2 separate regions of the Homo sapiens genome follow, and region 1 is linked to region 2. The links are chromatin loops, found by intact Hi-C in ENCODE. Cell type or tissue: MCF 10A. All regions are shown on one strand. Each heading gives the region's core, and the rest is flanking DNA. Links, peaks and the distances in the headings are about the cores only.

Region 1 (8,314 bases), core at 297-8,296, 310 kb before region 2:
CTGGAGCAGTGAGTGGGGCGGCCCTGCTGGCGGGTGAGTGGGGGTGGCCCTGCTGGCAGGTGGACGCTTCCTGTCCTCAGCAGTTACAGTTTGAGGAGGGGGACAGGGCAAGCAGGGTCTAAGGGAACGCAGTGGGGAAGCCCTCACCTGGAGGGCAGCCAGGGCTCTGGGACCCCGGCAGGGAGCTGGGTTTCAGCTGACAGGCGTGAGTGGGTCTGTGTGTCTGCGTGTGAGAGCCTGGGCTGTGACCCGCGTGCTGTGCGTGAGCACTCGTGACTGTGTGTGGCCCATCTGTGATCCTGTGTGGCTCAGAGCCCCACCCTTTCCCTGGCCCCAGGCCCCAGGCCCTGAGCCCCGGGCCCACTCCCAGCCACTGCTCAGTGAGGTGTGGTCCTGCCCTGGGGGCTGTCCCTGCTTTCCCATGGACCCCAAGCTCCCACTCACAGCCTCCTTCCTGCCTGGCGTCATCCACTCCCCAGTCTCCCCAACCTACTCCCCGCCGCCCCTTGGGGTCTTGGGGTCTCCAGTCGGGTCCAGCCCCCAGGCCGTGCCTCACGGGAGCACGCTTCCCTTGCCTCAGCCCTGCCCAGCGCCCTCCCCCTCAGCCCTGCAGCTGCCCTGACCTCTCAGCAGGGCAGAGCTTCTTGGAGCAACCCTCCCGCACTGGCCAGTGAGCTCACACCTGCTCCTCAGCACCCAGCTCAGTGTCTGGTGGGCATGCACCAAACGTCCTCTGAATGAGTTAGCAGGAAGTTAGTTCTCCACCATCAGGCCCCCCAAGTCCTCCCCGGATCCTAAGAGCTGCAGACCCCAGCCCCCTGCCCCAGGCCCAGGCGTGAGGTCCTGTGTGTAGCTCCTGGCACCTGTGTGCAGCCTGTGTGGTGATGGGCAGGAGCCTGTGCCCCAGACACAGCCCAGCAGAGCCCATACCCAGGGCTGCCCTCGGGCCTCACTTGCCCGGCCTGTGGGCCCCTGCCCAGTATCACCTCAGGGGTTGCAGGCTCCTGTCCACTCCATGCTGGTCCCTGAGGCCCAGCTACCCCACCCCATGCTCAGCCTCCCCCCGGGCCCAGAGGCCTGACCAGTCCTCAGCCTGACCCCTCACTCCTCCCTGCCATCCAGGACCATCGGTGACCGCATGGGGGAGGCCAAGGCCAGTGGAAACCTGGGAAACACACTCAAGGTCCTGGGGCGCTTCGACGAGGCTGCCGTCTGCTGCCAGCGGCATCTGAGCATCGCCCAAGAGCAGGGAGACAAGGTGGGGGCTTGGTCCGGGGCTGGGTGTCTCCCACCCCTGCACCGGCCTGCGTCCAGATCCGGGATAGGGGCGGGCGGGTGACTCACCACTCATCCAGCTCCTCATGGGAGGGATGACAGGGAGGTCGGTCCCCTAGATCCCGAGTGACTCAGGAGAGTGTGGGCCCCCAAAACAGGCCCCCCCAGCCCATGCTGACACTGCAGCCCAGGCCCCCACCTTCCACCCTCAGTTCTGCCGCCCCTCTCGGTGACCTCCCCCCGAATCCCTCCACACCCCCAGTCACTCACTCCCTGGGGGGCCCAGCGGGAGGCAGGGGGTGGCTCTGGGCTGCGGCAGTGGGAGGCCGATTTCAATGGCGGTGGTGACAGCAGGAAGAGTGGCTCCGTCTCCGCTTGTGCTGGACCCGAGACAGGCTTTGCTGACCTCCCTCCATGGCCCTGTGAGGCGAGAAAACCAAGGCTGGGGGGACGTGACTTACCCCCCGTCACACAGCTGGAGGTGACCAAGGGGGCTTGAGGCCGCAGCATCTGGTCCCAGCTGGAGCTTTCAGCCTCGGTCATCAGAGGACAGAGCTGAGGACCTGGCACCCTGGCCACGCCAATCCGCAGAGGAGGGAGGGATGGTGAGGGAGGGCGGAGGCTGGCTTCCCGGGTGTGCCGTCCTCAGGCTTCCGCCCCTGCCTTAGTGTCTGTGACTCAGTGGGAGCCCCCAAGGCCCTCGCTGTCGAGGGCTGGGACAGTGAGGACACCGGTGTGCCGGCTCTGCACATCGTGTGGGGGGCCGTGGAGGCATGCCCCCAACCCTCCGTACTGCCCACAGGTTGGGGAGGCGAGGGCCCTCTACAACATCGGGAACGTGTACCACGCCAAAGGCAAGCAACTGTCCTGGAACGCCGCAAACGCCACGCAGGACCCCGGGCACCTGCCGCCCGATGTCCGAGAGACCCTGTGCAAGGCCTCCGAGTTCTACGAGTGAGTGGGGCAGGGCCAGCCCAGGGACCGGGGCTGGCCTGTGCGTTTCTGAGCTCCACAGACACTTCCAGACCCCCGACCCCAGCCCCATACCTCCCGACAGCTCCCAGGGCAGTGACGGCCAGGTCCGCCCACCCCCGCTTTCTCAGCTGCTGGCTCCCTCCCCTGAGCTTGCCCCTGTCAGGGACTTGGGGGACATGACCAAGCCCCAGGTCTCAGAGCTCGAGGACCCTGGAGCCTACCCTAGCCACCCTCTTTCCAGGGCATGGCCCTGAGGCCGCATGGAGGCCGCTACTCAGCTCTTCTAGCCTGGGGTGGGTGAGGACATGGGCTGGGAGGGACACGGCTCAGAGGCACTCGGCCCCCAGGAGGAACCTGTCCCTGGTGAAGGAGCTGGGCGACCGTGCGGCGCAGGGCAGGGCCTACGGCAACCTGGGCAACACCCACTATTTGTTGGGGAACTTCACAGAGGCCACGACCTTCCACAAGGAGGTGAGCCGGGCAGGGTGACAGGGTGGAGGGGCCGGGCTGCTGCAGGGGCAGGGCTGAGCCACCCTCTTGGCGGTCCCTGAAAGGGCAGGGTGGTATGGCCAGGCAGCAGGCCCGCCCCACCGAGTCCTGGCCTCATCTGCACTTGGTCCTGCAGCTGCTAGCTGCTCACCCGGACACACAGATCTCTGGCCGGCCACCTGGGCAGGGAGGCAGCCCCTGTCCGCCCACGTCAGGCCCCGGGGCTGCGCCATGACCACCTGGCCTCCGGTGTGTCTCCGCAGCGCCTGGCCATTGCTAAGGAGTTTGGAGACAAGGCAGCCGAGAGGAGGGCCTACAGCAACCTGGGGAACGCCCACGTCTTCCTGGGGCGCTTTGACGTGGCCGCCGAGTACTACAAGTAGGTGGTCCCCACAATCTCCCAGGGAGACAGCAGGCCGGGGGGGCTGGATGCCAGGCCAAGGAAGTGCCCGCCCCAAGCTGGGAATCTGACTGCCTCCCCTCCCCTCCCCAGAAGGCAAGGTGGGGTTCTAGGCTGCCCCGGGAAGGGCAGACGGACAAAGCTCATGGGGAGGCAGGCGGTGGGGGAGCCGGCCTATGGGAGGTCTGGGCCATCTGCCTCCTGGCCTGAGCCACAGAGCAGCGCCTGCCGGGTGGAGCCCGGCTGTCAGCACGGGGTCCTGTGCCCAGCCCTAAACTTAACCCCATCTCAGCCTGAGCAGTGGGCACAGCAGTCTCAGGTCCTCCGGGGAGGAGTGGTGGCGGCTCAGGGTGGTCAGGCAACTTGCCAGAGCCTGGCAGGACCCCCCGTCCCCCTGGGGCCAACAGTCCCGCTCTGTGGCCATGTGAGGGTGGGGATGAAGCTGGACCCCAGAGAGGCCCCAGTGGGATTCCGGGGCAGGGGACCATCGGGCAGACTGCGTCCCCATTCTTACCTTCCACCCCTCACCCTGGAGCCCTCCTCCTGGGGGCTGACCCTGCCACTCTGCACAGGAAGACGCTGCAACTGTCTCGGCAGCTCAGGGACCAGGCAGTGGAGGCGCAGGCCTGCTACAGTCTGGGCAACACCTACACGCTGCTGCAGGACTACGAGCGCGCGGCCGAGTACCACCTGCGGCACCTGCTCATTGCCCAGGAGCTGGCCGACAGGTGCGTGGGCGCGGACGCGGCGGGCAGACCCGGCCCGGCCCACAGGCTGAATTACCGCGGCCCAGGCGAGGTGGCCTGGGTCCCATCCCCTGCTCTGCCACTGACCATGCTGTGACCCAGGAGTGGCAACGCCACTGTGGGGACTGAGCCAGACAGTGTGGACATTGGGCCGGCCACTGACCCCTGGCACAAGCGGGTGGGGTCCCCCTCCCATCCCTCAATTCGCCACCCTGTTGCCCCCACCACCCATGTATGTATGTAAATATCACTCTCTGGAGAGAGACAGGCTGGCAAACCACAGGCCCCTAAGTACTGTCTTGTGTGCAGGTCTGGGGTGGGTGGTGGCCGGAACAAGGGGCTCAGAGCCACAGGCCTGTGGCCTTTCACAGGCAGCAGAGAGGAGAGGTCTTTTGAAAGGCTGCCCTGCCTGGAGGCTTAAAAGTGGCCCAAGGTTTTCCTTTGTGGCGTGGTGAGGAGAATGTTCTGGAATAGACAGAGGTGCCGGTTGCACAGCATGAATGTACAAAATGCCAGTGGATCGTCCACGTGAAAATGATCAAATTCCTGTTAGACGCATTTCCCTCCAATATAAAAACAACCCCCTCACCCAGTGACTTGGAGGGTGCCCGTAAGGGTGGAGGGAGTGCAAGGGAGGAGGCTTGCCGGCCGCCAGGGGGCGAGCGAGGCCAAGGGCCCAGAAACTGCCCGCAAAGGCAGAGCCGGCCACAGGCCAGGTTGCTTGGACTCTGCGCTAATCCTTTTAATGGGAAGAAAAAAGGCAGAGCTGATTGGGGCTTATGCTTGAAGGTGGCAGAATTTGTGGGAGGTCCAGCTGGGGGCATTATCCTGTCATCCGGCCAATGCCCCTTGGGCCTGGGGGCCCCTGATGACCCTCGAAGCCAGGGTCATGCTGGGGCCGTGACCACCAGGGGAGGGGCTGGGGCTGGGGGCTGGCCTGGAGAGGGCGGGTATGAATCTGGTCTCCCTCTCTGGCAGAGTGGGCGAGGGCCGGGCGTGCTGGAGCCTGGGAAATGCCTACGTGTCCATGGGGCGCCCAGCGCAGGCCCTGACCTTCGCCAAGAAGCACCTGCAGATCTCCCAGGAGGTGAGCCAGGCCTGCCCCCAGAAGTCCCGGGCACTGCCCAGCCCACTCCAGACGGGCCGGGTCCCCTCTGCCCCGAGCGAGCGTGTGCGTGCCTGGGCCCCCCTCATCCTTTCAGGGCCATTGCAGCTGCCTGGTCCTTCCGAGGCCTGGTGATGACATGTCTACCATGCCCGGGGGTTTTTCCTGCAGCCCCCAGCTGGTGCCTTCCTGGGCAGCTGCGTCTCCTCCTCCTTGGAGAGTTTGCACAGGGTCTCTGTGGGCTCCGCCCATCAGCGCCCTCCTACTGTGGTCAGGGCGGAACATCACAGATGAACTGTGGGCCTCCCGGCTCCCGGCCTGTCCTTACATCACCCACTCCCACGCCACCTCCCTCTGCACACCCCGAGCCTGTTCATGCTAAAGACGGTGCCAGCCCCTACTGACCACCATAGACCCATGTAGGAGGTGGCCGGGTGGGGAGGCCTGCAGGTGCCCAGGTGAGGGTGGAGAGGGGCGGGCATGGGAAGGTCAGCAGAGCCCTCGTCTGAAGAGCTTCACTGGCAGCCAGCAGGCAGCCCCCGTGTCCCTCTGAGTGCAGGCTACAGCCTCCAGGGCCTTCCAGGGCTCCATGTGGCCCTCCCCCCAACCCCATGCCACCTCTCTTCTGCTTGACTTAAGCAAACAGTTAGTTCCTGAGTGATGTGGATGTTCCCGGGAGGGTCCCCCACAGAGCCTCGGCGCACAAGGCAGGGGCTGAGAGAGGTGCAGCCGGGCGGGGCCGGGCCCCTCGCGCACCGGAGGGCACAGGCCCAACCGCCTGGGACCCCAAGCATCTCTGGGGTGAACTAGGGGCTGTTGAGGACCTGTGGGGCCACCTCACCCAGGGACAGACCCCCAGACTCCACCTCCGGGTCCACAGTGAGTCCTGGTTCCCTCAGAGGCCCAGGGGTCAGTGACCAGTTCAGGTCACTCAGAAGGTCAGGGACGGGTGTACTGGGGGCCATTAAGGTCCCCTTGGAGCCCACAGCAGGGCCCCCAGCCACACCTGCCCGCTCCGCCACCCCACTCGCCGCAGATCGGGGACCGCCATGGGGAGCTCACGGCCCGCATGAACGTGGCGCAGCTGCAGCTGGTGCTCGGCCGCCTGACCAGCCCGGCAGCCTCAGAGAAGCCTGACCTGGCCGGCTATGAGGCCCAGGGTGAGTTCCAGGGTTGTGGGGGGGTCTTGCTCCCCACAGGCACGGACCGCATCAGGAGCTGCGGAGGGGTGGGATCGAGGCCAGGCCAGCATGGCGGAGGTGGCAGCCGCCAGAAAATGGCGCCTACAAGCCAGTTCTTCTTGGCCTCAGGGACAGCACAGGCCTGAGGTTCACCCTGAGCCCTTCCCACCCGCATCCTGAGTGGCGCTGCAGGGCTGCTGGATGAAGGACAGGAGGTGGTCGCCTGTTGCCCCACTGGCTGCTCCAGGGCCTCCACCCCCACCTCCCCCTGGAGCCCTCGGTGCAGGGAGGGCTTCTGTCCTCAGACCCAAGTAGGAGAGGGCTGCTGGGAGGCGAGAGGGCATCAGCCAGAGGGCTGGGCTGGGCTGGGCTGGGCTGGGCTGTGGGAGCCCTATGTGCCTGGGGCAGTAATCAGGCAAGGCCCAAGGCCATGCGAGGCCACCGTGGTGACCTCATTCATGGACCGCTGGTCGTCCCATGCCGGTCAGCAGTGCTGCAGACACAGGACAGAACGTCCCCTGCAAAGCGAAAAGACTAATAGGTGCCAGGGGGGTGGTGCCAGGTTGGGCCGACTTCCTGAGGTGGCTGGCAGGTGGGTGAGGGGCAGGCTTGGGGGGAGCAGCTGCCCCACCCATGTGTCCCCCACTCCCAAAGGTCTTGAGTTTGCCAGCCCCCGAGAAGGGATGCCTGCCTCCCAGAACGTACCTGGTGCCCCCCAGGCCTGCTAAGGACCAGGCTGGGAACACCAGGCTTGGATGTGGTGCTGGGCTGCCGGAGTTTCTTTTTCTTATCTTATTTTTAATAATTAAATGTTTTTATAGAGATAGGGCCTCACTATGTTGCCCAGGCCAGTGTCAAACTCCCAGCCTCAAGCGATCCTCCCATCTCGGCTTCCAGAAGTGCTGGGATTATAGGCGTGAGCCACCGTGCCCAGCCATCCCCTGGGTTTTTGTGCCACAGTGCTCATGGGTTTCTGACGATGACCTCTCCTGGGAAATTGGGGGTGCATGTCAGCCACCGCAGAGGCTGAAGACAGAGGAAGGAGCAGAGGCTCTGGGGCCCTCAGCGAGTCCGTGGGACAAGGTGCTGTGACCGATGGCAGTGGGTGGGTAGGGGATGGGCTGGAATGTGCCCCCCAGGATGTCCAGGCCTATTTCTACCCATGGCCGGGGTTTCCTAAGGGTGGGGAGCTCTGCCGAGAGCTCCTGCGGCACCCCTAGTACCCTCCTGTGTCCCTGGCTCGGCACTGCCACCATCTGGGACCCCAGCAGCAACTGGCAGCAGGGCTGGGAGCAGCTCTGGAAAGGCTCCGCGGAGGCTGCGGCTCTGGGTCCTCCCGACGTTTTCTTTCTTGGAGCCAAGGAAAAGGGGGGCCGGAGTGGGAGGACGCTGGAACAATGCAGCTTCTGTCCCTCTCTGGCTCCTCTGTGCCGCCCCGAGTGCGGGACCCCTTCCAGCCGGCCGGACGCCTCCTCCCCCAGGGCTGGGGAAGGGTCCTCCTCCCCGCCCAGGGCAGCCCGGCAGCCTGGCTGGGGCCGCCGCCCGGCTGCCGCTGTGGGAGGCAGGCTGCACACCTAGAGCCTGGGCGGCCCTGGGTGAGACCCCGGCTCAGCTGAGCCTGGCAGGGACAGGGCCTTGAGGCCGGGAGTCTGGACCCGGCGTTGCGGGTTGGGGGCGCCACGGAAGGACCCACGCAGCCTCCCCATTCGGCAGGTGCGGAGGGCGGGGTGGATCTGCGAGCTGCGGGAGGGGAGGGGGGTGCAGAGCCGCGCTAGAGCCTGGCCGTGCGGAGGGGGCGCCAGGGCTGGGGGCACAGGAGGGCGCTGCCCAGCGGGGTGTGGGCAGGGAGGAGGAAGTCGTCTGGAGGTGGGGCTTCAGCCCGGCGGGGACGCGGTGGGGCGTGGCCTTGCTGTTGTGGGCGTGGTCCATGGGGGCGGTGGGCGTGGCAGAGGCTGGTGGGTTTGGTGTCCCGTTGATAAACACAAGGAGACTTACGTGCGGCTGGAGGACAAAGAGCCTTGGCGCGGCTCAGTCAGCGTATTAATCTCACCGCCCTCTGCTGGCCCCTCCCCAGCCAGCAGAGAAGCCCCAGAAGTGTGTCTGGGGGTCACCACCCTGCCAGCCACTGCCCTTGTCCAGCTCC
Region 2 (8,314 bases), core at 268-8,267:
GCCGTCGCGGGGGCCGGTCCCCGTAAACTCCACCGTCGCGGGAGCCAGTGTCTGTAAACTCCACCATCGCGGGGGCCGGTCCCCGTAAACTCCACCGTCGCGGGGGCCGGTGTCCGTAAACTCCACAGTGCACTCACAGTGCACGCCCAGAGAGCAGCAGCAAGGGGGCTCAGCAGGTGATAATTTTCTGGAGAAAAGAAAGAAGTGGCCTGGTTGGTTCCCCATGCCTAAGATTGGGCCTCCCGGCCCCTCAGCCTGGTGCCCTTGAGCATCTGTCCCTGCCTGACCTGGGGCTGTCACTCACCCACCAGCTCCTCCCTGTCTGCTGTGCCGCACAAGCCTACCCCACACACCAGACAAGACCTCCTCTTTTCCCCCACGTTTTCCATGAATGTTTGCACACAAAGGCTCAGTTCAGGGCCTATTAACTAAAAATTTTTAATGTTTATATTTTTATTTTTATTTTTTTGTTGAGAAAAGGTCTCACTCTGTCACCCAGGCTGGAGTGCAGTGGCACAAACACAGCTCCCTGCAGCCTCCTCCCGAGCTCAAGTGATTCTCCCACCTCAGCCTCCCAAGTAGCTGGGACTACAGGCAGCACATTGGCCAATGTTTCAATGTTTTTGTGGAGATGGGGTCTTGCTGTGTTGCCCAGGCTGGTCTCAAACTCCTGGGCTCAAGCGAGTCTCCCCCCTCAGCCTCCCAAAGTGCTGGGATTACAGGCATGAGCCACCACACCTGGCTGTGTTTTTTTAAATTTTAAAAGCAATGTGTGCACTTAGTTTAAAAGTTTCCCCAAGACATAGAGAAAATAGCAACTCCAACTCCAGAAGTGATCACTTAAAATTCCTTTTTTTTTTTTTTTTTTGAGACAGAGTCTCGCTCCCTTGCCCAGGCTGGAGTGCAGTGGCGCCATCCCGGCTTACTGCAAGCTCCGCCCCCCAGGTTCACGCCATTCTCCTGCCTCAGCCCCCCAAGCAGCCGGGACCACAGGCACCCGCCACCAAGTCCGGCTAATTTGTTTTATTTTTTAGTAAAGATGGGGTTTCACCGTGTTAGCCAGGATGGTCTCCATCTCCTGACCTTGTGATCCACCCGCCTCGGCTCCCCAAAGTGCTGGGATTACAGGCGTGAGCCACCGCGCCTGGCCCACTTAAAATTCTTTTAGCCAACTTAGCTCTTCTAGCCGGCATTACTCCCTATTTTGAAATAATATGCTCATCATGCAGGTCCTTGAAGCTTCCTGTTGACTTCCTACCAGAAGATGAGGATCTCACTTTCCCGTCTCTCCTGGCCAGTGCATGCCCTTCTCCCCTCCCACCTTCAAACAGACGACGGATCCTGAATTCTTCACACGGATAGTCAGCACTTGCATTAATATAACTCTGTAATTGTTCACTCTTGAGCCAAGTACTATATGATAAATGCATTTCCTTTTTATAACTTTTTGTTTTTCCTGGAATTCAAAGTTGCTTCCTTTTTCACTTGCTTAGTTAGAATATTGGTTAAGTTACTGAGGCAAAGAACCAAAACAACAGGAATCTAAACATGATAGAGTTGGTTTCTCCCTCACATGAAAGTCCCGAGGCTGATGGGCTTCCCTGCCGCTCTCAACACGTGGCTGGCTCAGGACCAAAGGGGCTGCTCCACCTCTCACCATCTCCCTGCCTGCAGGAGGGAGGGAAGGGTCAACAAGAGAGTGACCCTGGCCAGGCACGGTAGCTCACACCTGTAATCCCAGCACTTTGGGAGGCCGAGGCAGGTGGATCACAAGGTCAGGTGTTCGAGACCAGCCTGGCCAATATGGTGAAACCCCAACTCTACTAAAAATACAAAAATTAGCTAGGTGTGGGGGCGGGCACCTGTAGTCCCAGCTACTTGGGAGGCTGAGGCAAGAGAATCACCTGAACTTGGGAGGTAGACCTTGCAGTGAGCTGAGATCACACCATTGCACTCCAGCCTGGGCAACCAGAGTGAAACTCTGTCTCAAAAAAAAAAAAAAGGAATAAAAGAAAAAGTAAATAAAAACCAACCACCTTCAATCTGATAATTCTGGGCAGAAAACTGAATATAGTTTGGACCAGATCTTCGAGAAAAATTCATATACACCAAATTAACTAGTTCTGTTAAAAGGCTGCTATAAAAATACACATCATCATGAGATATACAGAACTTTAGAATCCAGCTAAGAGTGGAGAAATACTGAATTTCTTAATTTATCTGGAGGGGGCTGTAAATCCAAAGGTAGAAGGGCATTTCAGCGTTCTGGCGTGTTCTGAGATTCTAGGGTATAGTATCTCCCATACACACAGAGGGCATTTTGAAGGTGGCTACGGCCAGGACACCTCGGGTGGGTTCTCCTGGAGAATGACCCTTTCTTTTAATGGGAAGATCCGGAAGTGACACCTCCCACTCCTGCTCTGGTCCCATTGACCAGAACTTGGTCACAGGCTAAGTTAGAGTCTGCAAGGAGGCTGGGAGACGTGGTCTTTAGCTGGACAGCCTTGAGCCCGGTGAAACCCCTTTTACCGTGAAATGGGAGGGCACAGCTTGGGTGACGATCAGAGGTCGCCGCGGCACGGGTGGTCCTCACCCAAGCTCTCCCACGGAGCCGCAAGGCTCGTCCCCGTGTTCTCACACGCATCAGGTCATCACTCCTTTCCATTTCTTTTCTTGAAGGCATCTCCTGGCCTCCTGGAGACTTTGCCCCACCCGTCTCCTCTGGACTGGCCACTCTGGTCACTCTGACAGCCTCCCTTCAGCTGTGACGCTGCCACTTCTTCTTTCAGTCATCACGGGAATGCCCCCTGTGGGTTTTCCACATTTGAATCCCAGAGATTCGGCAGCCGGCCCCTCCCCAGAAGATCGCGGGGACCTACTGCCCCTGCAGAATCCCTTGGCCTGCCCCAAAGCCGGCAAGCAAACCCTCACCCCAAAGCGTCTGGCATTCCCTGGTCACCTCAGGACAGCCCAGCCTGCCATCCTCCCCGATATGCAGGCCGTGCCGCCGTGTGACTCGCAGGATTCAGGAGTCAGGGGGCCAGAGTCGGCAGCCAGGCTTTCCCTGGAGGCTGTGCCCAGAGCTCCTCAGAGTGTGAAATGTGGTGACAGCGGTGCCCGCTGGCTGCTTGCAGGATCCTGGCAGTGACCCGCGGGCAGGGCCCCCCCGGACGGCCCCCTGCGGAGGGCGCAGCCTTGCAGGTGGGGTCGGAGCACAGGGTCCCAGGGTCCCAGGCCCCACTTCCCAACCAAGCCAGGTCCTCTCTCCGCCCCTCTCCTCGAATCTTAAGAGCCTTTGGAGAGAAGCCACGCAGGGCGGGACGCACAGGCTGTCAGGGTGGGAGGGGTGCGTGTCCCACGTGCAGGGAGCCCCGCCCAAGGCTGGCAGCAGCAGGGTAGAGGCCACTGGTCCGGGGCAGCTTCCGCGGGGAAACACCGCCGCGCTGTGAGCATTGGGGGAACTGCAGCCGCCGCCCCATCTGCCGGCTGCGGGTCGTTGGGGGGGCCCCATGCCAACGGCCACGGAGGCCAAGGACCCCCGGAACCCCTCGGCCTTTGTCCCAGGAGAGGCTCCTCACACCCTCGGTGCCAGGGCCCTGGGAGCCCGTGAGACCAGGGTTCTCCCTGCTCAGACTCTTCCTGTGGCCTGGAGGGGACAGTGGGGGTGACAGGCACTGACCACCAGGCAGGCAGCAGCCAGGCAGAGCCTGGGGTGTGAGGACACAGAGGTGACCAGGTGCTGAGCCCCTCCCTGATGAGCTCAGCACGGAGGTGGGAGCCCCTGACCCTTTCCCAGGGCTCTGAGTCAGCCTTGGAGAGTGTGGCGTTGAGCCTGGCCAGAGGTCAGCAGATGGCGGGCGGCTGGCGCTGGGGCCCCGGCTCTGCAGAAGGGTCAGGCCCCAGCACACCCGGGCATTTCCTGTGCAGCCCCAGATGGGTGAGGTCAGCTGAGAAGGGGAGAGGCCACAGGGGACTTCCTCTATCCTCTCAAATTAGCGGAGGCAGGGCCCCGGGCCGGGCCAGGGCCTAGGGCGGACGTGCTCTGGATATGGCAGCCTCTCCTCTCCCACCCCCCAAGGAAGCGCCACTCAGCTACAGCCCCAGCCCCAGTTGATGGGTGGGAAACTGAGGCACAGCCAGATCCACAGATGACAATGGGCCCGGTCGGCGACTGCAGGTGGCCCTGCGCTCTCTGGCCTGCAGGTCACAGGCTCCAGCCACGGCCAACAGAAAAAGACTCTCACGGCCTGGCTCACCCACTGTCAGTCAGGGACGCAAAGGTCCCTCTCACAGCAGGGCCACGACCTGAATCTAGCCACTGGGCTCAGGATGCCTCCCCGGGAGGCAAGCGAGAGCCCTGTCACCACGGAACAGGTTAGAGGGGCACAAGCCTCTGTGGGCCTCTCCCACGCCCCCCACCCCCCACCCCCCGTGCTTCTGCAGAAGTGGGGGCCTGCAGGGGCTCTGGTGCCTTCCCACAGCAGGTGTCATCAGGGCAGGAACACAGTCCCCACCGCCTACCCATGGGTTTCACGTGCTGGGGGCAGTCATCACCCCAACCTCAAGAAGCCAAGAGGACTGGATGTGGCCCCAGCACCCCACCAGCAGCCATGTCCTCCCAGGGAGGGAGCATGACTTACGCCTGGGGCAGAATAGGCTGCAGGGCCTGCTGGGAAGCCGTTCCCGGACCCCAGCTCAGTCCTCCGGCAGATTCACTCAGAGGAAGGTAGCACTGGTGACCTGGCCGGTGCTAGGCCCCCAAGCCCGCCCGCCAGCGTTCTTCAAGTCTGCACGTCCGAGGGCGGGAGGGAGCATGGACCCTGTCAGCCCCACCCTGACTGGGGTGGCCCCATATCCACCAGAGGGCAGCTGGGCCCAGTCCGGGCCATCCCCTTCGGGAGCCAGCACAGCAGGAGGGCCCCTTGTCAGCCAGAGCCTGGGTGGACGGCAGAGCCCCCGGGGCCGCCTCTGGACTGAGTTTGTGCCTCACCTAGCTGGGGCCTGACCTCGAGAGGTCACTGTTGCCCTGGGCCTCAGTTTCCCCATCCAACAGGTGGGGAGAGCGTTAGCACCCACATCACGGCGGCCCCACAGATCAGTGCAGCGTGAAGTACTCAGCTAACCCTCCAGACCCCGGAGGCTGGGCCTCCCACCCCGCTGCCCCTGACCCATCCTGCACATCTGCCCCCACCTGGCTCCGCTCGCTCCCCTTGCTCCCCTCAGCCTCCCGTCCCGCTGGGTGGGGGCCTCCAGCGCCTCCGCCTCCGCCTCCGGGCTTCCAGGCAGGAAGGCGGCGGAGAGGAGCGTTTCCGCGCAGGCTGCTGTGCTGGGAGTGCAGCCTGTGATAAGGACACACATGGCCGGCTGCACGTCCGCCTTTTGTCCCTGGCTCCCGCCAGCCCTTCCTGCTCCGGCCTGCAGGGTGGGGACTATGGGCCCGGCTGCAGCCCTCCCCCGACCCCCACCTCCACTCTGCCCCTGGCTCCACAGCCCCTGGGGTCCTGGCTGCCCTGGGGGAGTTTGAGGCCCCCAGTAGCAGCTACGGCTGGGGCCCCGGACAAACTGGGGGTGTAGGAGCTCTAGGAAATCAACCCCAGGGAGGCTGCTACGGCTAAACAGAAGCATCAGCCCCAACCCAGCAGGGCCAGATGTTCTGCTCTCCCTCCCCCAGTTTCGGCTGCCGGGAGGGTCCCCACCGAGAGTCCCCCCCGACTCCTGCACAGGCCTAGCCACAGGCTCCCTCCCGGGCTGGACCGACCACTCTCCTGCTTGAGGTCCCAGAGAGGCGCTGGCCTGGCCCGGCCCATGTGCCCCACAAACACCCCTGGCTGCTCCTCCGGCATCTGTCTTAAAGTGCCAGCCCAGCGTGAGCCCCGCATCAGCTACCGAGAGGTATCCATCCTTACCCCCGACTGCCCATGGTGCCTACGCGGCAACCTCACAACCGGTCTGCTGAGCTGGGTGGAGGAGAGGTTCCACCCACCCCAGAAGGAGTCCACTCCCATCCCCTAAACTCCAGGAGCTGCCCTTGGCTGAGGAAGGACTGCAGAGGGCACGGGGCAGGCTGAGCCCAGGGTGGCAGGGGCTGCATGGTGCCCGGGATGCCTGGCAGGAGAGAGACCCGCAGCCCAGAAGGCTTCCTCTCCAGGACTGGGGGCCCCTCAGTGCTCACACTTCCCACTAACTGCCAGCATCCCCTACAACATGGCCCACGTCTCAAGGGATTGGAAGGAGCCCCCGCAGAGGCCATCGGCACGGACTAGAATGCAACCCAGTGGGGCATCCACCGATGTGGTCAAACGCTCAGCCAAGATGGTGGGAAGCGTTCAGGTCTGAGGCATTTCTTCTTTTTCTTGAATAACACCTTTATGGCTGGCCACGGTGGCTCATGCCTGTCATCCCAGCACTGTGGGAGGCCGAGGCGGGCAGATCACCTGAGGTCAGGAGTTTGAGACCAGCCTGGCCAACATGGTGAAATGCTGTCTCTACTACAAATACAAAAATTAGCTGGGTGTGGTGGCGGGCGCCTGTAATCCCAGCTACTAGGGAGACTGAGGCAGGAGAATTGCTTGAGCCCAGGAGGCAGAGGTTGCAGTGAGCTGAGATCGTGCCACTGCATTCCAGCCTGGGAGACAGAGTGAGACTCCACCTTGAAAATAAAATAAAAATAACAGCTTTATTAAGAAATCATTTATATACCATACAATTCACCCATTTAAAATGTACAATTCAGTCCGGGCTCGGTGGCTCATGCCTGTAATCCCAGCACTTTGGGAGGCTGAGGCGGGTGGATCACCAGGTCAGGAGTTTGAGACCAGCCTGGCCAATATGGTGAAACCCTGTCTCTACTAAAAATACAAAAATTAGTCGGGCGTGGTGTTGGGCACCTGTAATTCCAGCTACTCGGGAGGCTGAGGCAGGAGAATCACTTGAACCTGGGAAGCAGAGGTTGCAGTGAGTTGAGATCGCGCCACTGCACTCCAGGCTGGGCGACAGAGGGAGATTCTGTCTCAAATAAATAAAATAAAATAAAATAAATAATAATAATAAGCGGGCGCAGTGGCTCACGCCTGTAATCCCAGCACTTTGGGAGGCCGAGGCAGACGAATCACCTGAGGTTGGGAGTTCAAGGCCATCCTGACCAACATACAGAAACCCCATCTCTACTAAAAATACAAAATTGAATGGGCGTGGTGGTGCATGCCTGTAATCCCAGCTGCTCGGGAGGCTGAGGCAGGAGAATCACTTGAACCCGGGAGGTAGAGATTGTGGTGAGCTGAGATTGCACCATTTCACTCCAGCCTGGGCGAAAAGAGTGAAACTCCGTCTCGAAAAAAAACAGAAAGAAAGAAAAAAAAGAAAATAGTAATAATAATAATAAAACGTACAATTCAGTGGGTTTGAGTAATAATTACATCATTAATTCTTTAAAATTATCAAATTATACATAACATAATTTGCCATTTTTTCCATTTTTTTCCAGACAGAAGTAACTTCTAAAACATTGCTAGGGAAACGCTCTGACATCTTCCGTAGAGGTGAAAAAGCACAGGTCTGACTCAGGTAGCTGCGAGTTCAAGTTCAGCCGCAGGCTCTTCCCCAAGGTGCTGGTCTTCGCAGGAACCCCTTGCAGGCAGCTGCAAAGAGCAGCACGGCGCGCACACACAGGGTCCGGCTGGCGTCTGGCCAGAGCAAGGGAACAGTAAGTGTGTCCTGGAGGCGCTCGCCATGCACTCACACGCCATCTGTGGATTCGGAAGTGACCTCCCCCTCGGTTGATGAGGGTTCTCTGCGTCTGGAGAACACAGGACGTCCACAGGAAAGTTCTCCCTCCTGCACTCCCGGCTGGCTCTGAAAATTATGAAGTAAGTTGAATGCTCTGAGGGCTTAATTCCATCTGCCCAACTTTTACATAAAACAAGGAAGTTGAGCCCAGTTTAGGGGAAGAATGTACAGAGCACCAGGAGGCAGGGTCTCCTCTGAAGTCTTTTTTTGGACCGAATCTCACTCTGGCCCAGGCTGGAGTGGAATGGCATGATCTCGGCTCACTGCAGCCTCCACCTTCCGAGCTGAAGCAATTCTTGTGCCTCAGCCTCCTGAGGAGCTGGAATGACAGGCATGCGCTACCATGCCCGGCTAATTTTTATATTTCTAGTAGAGATGGGGTTTCACCATGTTGGCCAGGGTGGTCTCGAACTCCTGACCTCAGGTGATCCACCCACCTCAGCCTCCCAAAGTGCTGGGATTACAGGCGTGAGCCACTGCGCCCGGCCTCTCCTCTGAAGTCTTATTGCCTACGTTTTTTTTTTTTTTT

The links. A loop is a pair of places that touch in the nucleus more often than their neighbours do. Peaks named below come from ENCODE experiments on the same cell type or tissue, not always from the same donor. Only the 100,000 strongest peaks of a DNase experiment are listed, where the experiment ranks them.
Region 1: it touches region 2 in a loop (14-fold over the local background); 9 of 110 quality-filtered maps call a loop at or near these places.

Annotation. Positions count from the first base shown.
Region 1 is chr9:136,334,844-136,343,157 of GRCh38, forward strand. It overlaps GPSM1 (G protein signaling modulator 1), which reads left to right. Exons shown (of 14, transcript NM_001145638.3): 3 at 1,123-1,258; 4 at 2,078-2,229; 5 at 2,598-2,721; 6 at 3,003-3,118; 7 at 3,712-3,867; 8 at 4,864-4,972; 9 at 6,027-6,150. Among named protein-coding and RNA genes, the nearest start is that of GPSM1, 11 kb to the left of the region's middle. RefSeq lists enhancers at 4,594-4,643, 7,994-8,314. In MCF 10A, for the core only: a CTCF peak has its summit at 4,545 (motif pointing right); a DNase peak (open chromatin) is centred at 4,568.
Region 2 is chr9:136,641,215-136,649,528 of GRCh38, forward strand. It overlaps LNCEGFL7OS (lncRNA EGFL7 opposite strand), which reads right to left. Exons shown (of 2, transcript NR_135132.1): 2 at 7,396-7,851. It overlaps LOC105376325 (a long non-coding RNA gene), which reads right to left and starts at 3,262. Exons shown (of 3, transcript XR_930446.4): 1 at 2,932-3,262; 2 at 2,530-2,807; 3 at 1-187. LOC102724193 (a long non-coding RNA gene) reads left to right here and starts at 5,470. Exons shown (of 4, transcript XR_930443.3): 1 at 5,470-6,330; 2 at 7,484-7,865. RefSeq lists a cis regulatory region at 3,109-5,818, silencers at 3,176-3,225, 3,496-3,625, 4,786-4,835, 5,446-5,635 and enhancers at 4,449-5,146, 5,147-5,843. In MCF 10A, for the core only: a CTCF peak has its summit at 3,458; a DNase peak (open chromatin) is centred at 3,377.